Regions from separate parts of the Homo sapiens genome. Here region 1 is linked to region 2. The links are chromatin loops, found by intact Hi-C in ENCODE. Cell type or tissue: GM12878. All regions are shown on one strand.

What was found. A loop is a pair of places that touch in the nucleus more often than their neighbours do. Peaks named below come from ENCODE experiments on the same cell type or tissue, not always from the same donor. Only the 100,000 strongest peaks of a DNase experiment are listed, where the experiment ranks them.
Region 1: a loop joins it to region 2, with 2.0 times the contacts of the local background. A loop is called at or near these places in 3 of 110 quality-filtered maps.

Annotation. Positions count from the first base shown.
Region 1 is chr21:42,237,268-42,239,767 of GRCh38, reverse strand. All of the region lies in intron 2 of ABCG1 (ATP binding cassette subfamily G member 1), which reads right to left. Among named protein-coding and RNA genes, the nearest start is that of ABCG1, 19 kb to the right of the region's middle. RefSeq lists an enhancer at 2,450-2,499. In GM12878, no CTCF peak of the experiment used is centred here; a DNase peak (open chromatin) is centred at 1,437; H3K27ac peaks cover 1,254 bases.
Region 2 is chr21:42,284,770-42,287,269 of GRCh38, reverse strand. ABCG1 (ATP binding cassette subfamily G member 1) reads right to left here. Exons shown (of 15, transcript NM_016818.3): 8 at 1,276-1,390. Among named protein-coding and RNA genes, the nearest start is that of TFF3, 29 kb to the left of the region's middle. RefSeq lists a silencer at 601-650 and an enhancer at 981-1,030. In GM12878, no CTCF peak of the experiment used is centred here; DNase peaks (open chromatin) are centred at 1,029 and 1,189; H3K4me3 peaks cover 1,074 bases; H3K27ac peaks cover 532 bases.

The DNA of each region.
Region 1 (2,500 bases), 48 kb after region 2:
TCTGCCCCAACCGGAAGCTGGCTCTAGGAGCATGGGTCACCAAAGACACACAAAGGTAAGATGTAGCCCAGCCAGGGGACCAGTGTGGGGCTCTGGAAGCAGCTACCTGGGTCACCTCTTGGCTCTGCTACTTACAGCCCTGTGACCCCGGACCAGGCCCCTACACCTCCCCTTGCCCCTCCACTCTCAAAGGGCAGCAATGAGGCTCATGGGAGCACATAGGTGTGAGGCTCTGAGCACACTGCCCGGCGCCTAGGAAACACTAAATCAACAGTGGCCACCAACTATACCCTTGCTCTTTCCCTTTCATTTCTAAAGCCTAAGGTATCAAGCCACACTTCACATTTAGAATGAGAACTAAAAGGCTTTGATCCATCTTAGTGATTCTAAGCTATTATGATTTTATTACATCACATATAAGAAGGGTAGCCATGGTTTATTAAGTGCCACAAGCTGGTCACAGTGCTTCACAGGTATCAAGCTATTTGATCTAATAAGATGGATATTTTTATTATTAATATTTCCTTTTCACAGGAGGGGTAAGTCACCCAGTTGCCCTGCTAGTAGGCGGTGGAGCCAATTCTGAACCCAGACTCTCTTACTGTGGAGCCCACATTCCTGAGCTCTATCCTATACTGCCTCCTCCTTTACTGAGGGCATTTTGCTAACAAGTACTACACCTGGAATCATTTTTTTGAAAGAAATAGCGGGAGAAAGAAAATTTTAACTAAGCTCCACATATAGTTCAATTCATCTTAACCTCCTTGTTACATATTAATTTAGAATTACCACAAAGGAGAGTAAGTGCATTTTCTATAAAGCTACAACATTAATGGATTTACATTAAATATTTGCAAATCCAAGAACAATGTTCACGACCTGCCAATAGGTGTGAGACTGTGGCTCCCACCAACCCCAGAGCTGCTGCCACCTCTCCCTGCCACGAGCTGCCAACCAGAGCAGTGGGCACAACATCCTCAATTTTCAGTCATGACCATCTAGCCACAAGACTAAAACACGCAGGAGCTGATAACATCTCACATCCTCCTAAGATAACCTGCATCAACCTCGCCCGTGAGCCAAATTCTGAAGTGTAATGTTGCTTGCCAAGCTTTGTTTGAATGGTGGAAATTTCCATCCAGTAACTCACAAATGTAGATACTGAAATATAAATAGTTCAAAGATGCAAAGCTTGTCATCCAGCGATCTGAAAGTACTTGAGAGATCTCTCAGAAATAATAAGACTGTTACCTGTCTTGTACACGCAAGTACACAAGTCTCAAGATAGAGGGATTTAACGCGTCTGAAATTAGTCATAATATGAGCCATGAGGAAGAAACCAGAAGTCTCAGAAAAGGAACCATACAAAGATTCTCTTGGAGGACAACTCCAGGGAGCATGTAGCCTGTCTTGGGGGAAAGCACAGAGCTCAGAGTGTTGAGATTCGAAATCCCCATTTTGTGTAAGAGATGGCACTCTCTGTGATGCCCAAGCAAAGGCCCTCACTGCTTCCGGCCACAGCATCTTCCTCCCTCAAAAAGAATGGGTAGAAAACCTGACCGCAGGGTTGCTGTGAAGACAGAGTAAGTTACTGCTCACAGACTAATAAATACCAAGCTAATACTATTATTATTAGAAAGAGGAGTATTTGCCTTCATGAAACCAGGAACACGAAAATCAATTTTTAGCAAAATTTGACCTGTAACATTAAAATACCTTGAGCACTATTGTGTGCCAGCCCTGGCTGTAGTGATGACCTCTGCTATTCCTCACTCCAATCCTGAGTTTGGCACTTGGATCAGCCCTGTTCTGCAGATGCAAAAACTGAGGCCCAGGGTCACATGGTTAAGAAGAGGTGGAGCTGGCATTCAAGAGTAGGCTGCTTGACCCAGAATCCAGGCTCTTACCATTCCCCAGCCACCCCTCTGTCCATCCACGGTGCTGTGCGGCCAAAGAAACAGCCCTCAGAAACCACCTGCGTGAAGCTTAGTCAGAGGTGGCTCATGGGTTTGACACAGCAAGGGAAGATCAAAACAGCCCAGCATCTCAAGGCTCTTGGTTTTCCTCTCTACTTCTCCTCTCTACCAAGCTGTCTTTGAGGGTAAAAGTATAGGCTCTTCTACTGTGATTTAGCTTTTTGTGATTCCATTCATTCATTTGCATGCCAGCTCTGAGCCAGGCACTGGCTGGGCAGCTGAGACGCAGGGGTAATTTTGGAAGCTCAGAAGAGAAGCACAAAATCCCATGCTGAGTGCCATAATCCCATGATCGTAGGGGCAGAGGAGTACGAAGAGTAACCAAGAAAGACTCTCCTGGCCACAGGGTTAAGGGTGAATGAAGGAAGGCTTCCCCTAGCCTGGGGAGATGAGGTGGGTTCTTGGTAGAGAGAGTGGCCCAAAGAAAGCACAAATGCTAGAATGACTGGCAGTTCAGCCTGGCTAGCCCATGGGGAGTGGCTGCGGAGACGCAGGGCTGGGAGAGAAAAAGGGCTCCAAGAGAG
Region 2 (2,500 bases):
GGTCTCCCTCCACCTGGACTTCCTCTGCAGCCTGCAACTCCTTCCACACTCCCGTGGTGACTGGCCTCCTTCCCTCTGCCTACATCTGCTTTCTCCCAACCCCTCTGCCCTCTCCTGCCTCTGTGTCCTCCCTGTGCGATGCCTTGCCTCCCACTCCAGTAACGTTCTTGCTAAGGCCCAAAGCTCCCCAACACCCTTACCTTTTCCGCACTTCCCTCTGGCAGAGCCAGCTACCCGCTTCCTCCCAGCTGGTACGGAGGCCACCACACCTCCTAGATGAAGCCACAAACCAGGACACATTGGCCCCACCGGAAAGTCATCCTCAAGGGCTCCAAACGAGCCTACAGCACTGCCAGGCAATGTTTCCAGGCCCCTCTGGTCACCCACACCCTCAACAGTGGGCCACACTCCCCTCACCTCCCGCTCTCTGGTCAGACGACATTGAGGAAATGAAATCCCCAGAAGGGAATGCCCTCATCTCTCCAGGACCTCTCTGCATCCCCACGCACCGTGTTTCCTCTCCTTCCTGCCCGCCCTTCCCTCCAGGTTCTCACCTCCATGCAGGCTTCAGACCTCACCTCCCCTGCCCCACTCAGCAGCATCCGTTAGTGACCCGTTACTGATCTGTTACTCTTCCTTGTGAGCGAGCACGAAACCAGAACCACAACCCTCCTGGGGCTCCCGTCCCACCTTAAACCACACTCCCTGCAACCCTCGCCCTGTCTCCTCTCCATCACAGCCTACTCCTTGTGAGTGAGAGGCACGTCCGTGAACAATGTCTCATGGAACACAATTTGGGAAATAGTGTGGTAGAAAATACGGAGTCCTGGGAATTGCATGAATCAAATATTTTAAAGAAAAACGACAGATTAAGACTGATGGCTGGAAGGCGAAGGAGGAGGGAAGTCCACCTGGACTGTCACTATGCACCCTTATTTGAAAAAGCATCTTTGCAGAGGTAATTAGGATCTTGAGATGAATCATCCTGGACTTAGGGTGGGCCCTGAATCCAATGACTGCTGTCCTCAGGAGAGGAGGTGATTAGGACATGGAGACAGGAGAGAGGCAGAGACAGGCTGGCCAGATGATTTTACCTAGAGTCTAGAGGAAATGAAACCTAATTTTTTTGTTCTTTAAACGTTTTATAACTGGATGACACTTGAGCTATTTGTGGTAGTCAAGTGGTTTCTGAGTTGGGGGCGTCAGCTAAAAGTGAGACCCACAGAGGAGGAAAATCCCCTTTCTGTCCCCCGAGCTGCTCAGGACTCCGCTTACCAAAATCTGCTGGGTTGTGGTAGGTTGGGCAGTTCAGACCCAAATCCCTCAAATATGGCACAAGATTGCAGACTTTTCCCCGGTACACACATTGTCCTTGACTCAGGACGTAAAGCTGGAAAAAAGGAAGGAGAAAAAGGGATCAAGCCCTGCCTTCCTCGGAAGGCAACCGGAGCCCTCAATCAATCAATCAACCAATCAATCAACCGATCAATCAGTCAGCCCAGCGATCAGCCACTTCCTCTCCTGAGAGCTTTACATCACCCCCAAGGGCCCTATTAACATCTGAAGGGAAAGCCACGATAAGCCAGGGAAGAATATCGCACGGCCAGGATGATTTGACTATATTGCTTGCTGTTTATTTTTCATGCTAACCCCCTGCTCAGAAAAAATTTTGGAGCTATACACATTTTATCCCTTTGTGACTATTTTTGCTTAGACTAATATCAAAACCTAAGTTTTTTTGTTTGTTCATCTTTTTTTTTTTTTGATACAGGGTCTTGCTCTGTTGCCCAGGCTGGAGTGCAGTGGCACGATCTTGGCTCAGTGCAGCCTCCACCTCCTGGGCTCAGGTGATCCTCCCACATCAGCCTCCCCAGTAGCTGGGACTATAGGAGTGTGCCACCACACCGGGATAATTTTTGTATTTTTTTTTCTTTTGTAGAGACAGGGTTTTACCATGTTGCTCAGGTTGTTCTTCAACTCCTGAGCTTAAGTGATCTGCCCACCTCAGCCTCCCAAAGTGCTGGGATTACAGGGGACAGCCACTGTGCCTGGCCAAAACCTAAGATTTATAAACCAAATGATACTGTGCAAATGCTGTAACCTGTTATTAATTCTGGAAAACAAGTGTCCCCCCTCCCCCCATTTTAACAGGGGAGGTGATGAAGTTCTACAATGCTGGTGACACCCAGGATCCCATGACCGACCACCAGGACAGAGAGAGGACTCTGCTCACCAGCTTCCACTCCCCAGCCCCCTTCGCTGCCTGTGGTTCCACAAGTCTCACAAAACCTGGCACTTAAACGCTCTCAAAAATGAAGACACCCCACGAGCTAACAGAAGGCCATGGGTACCCAGGGTTTGATGTCATGAAGACATCCCACGAGGTAACAGAAGGCTGTGGGTACCCAGGGTTTGGTGTCATGAAGATGCCCCATGAGCTAACAGAAGGCTGTGGGTACCCAGGGTTTGGTGTCATGAAGACGCCCCACGAGCTAACAGA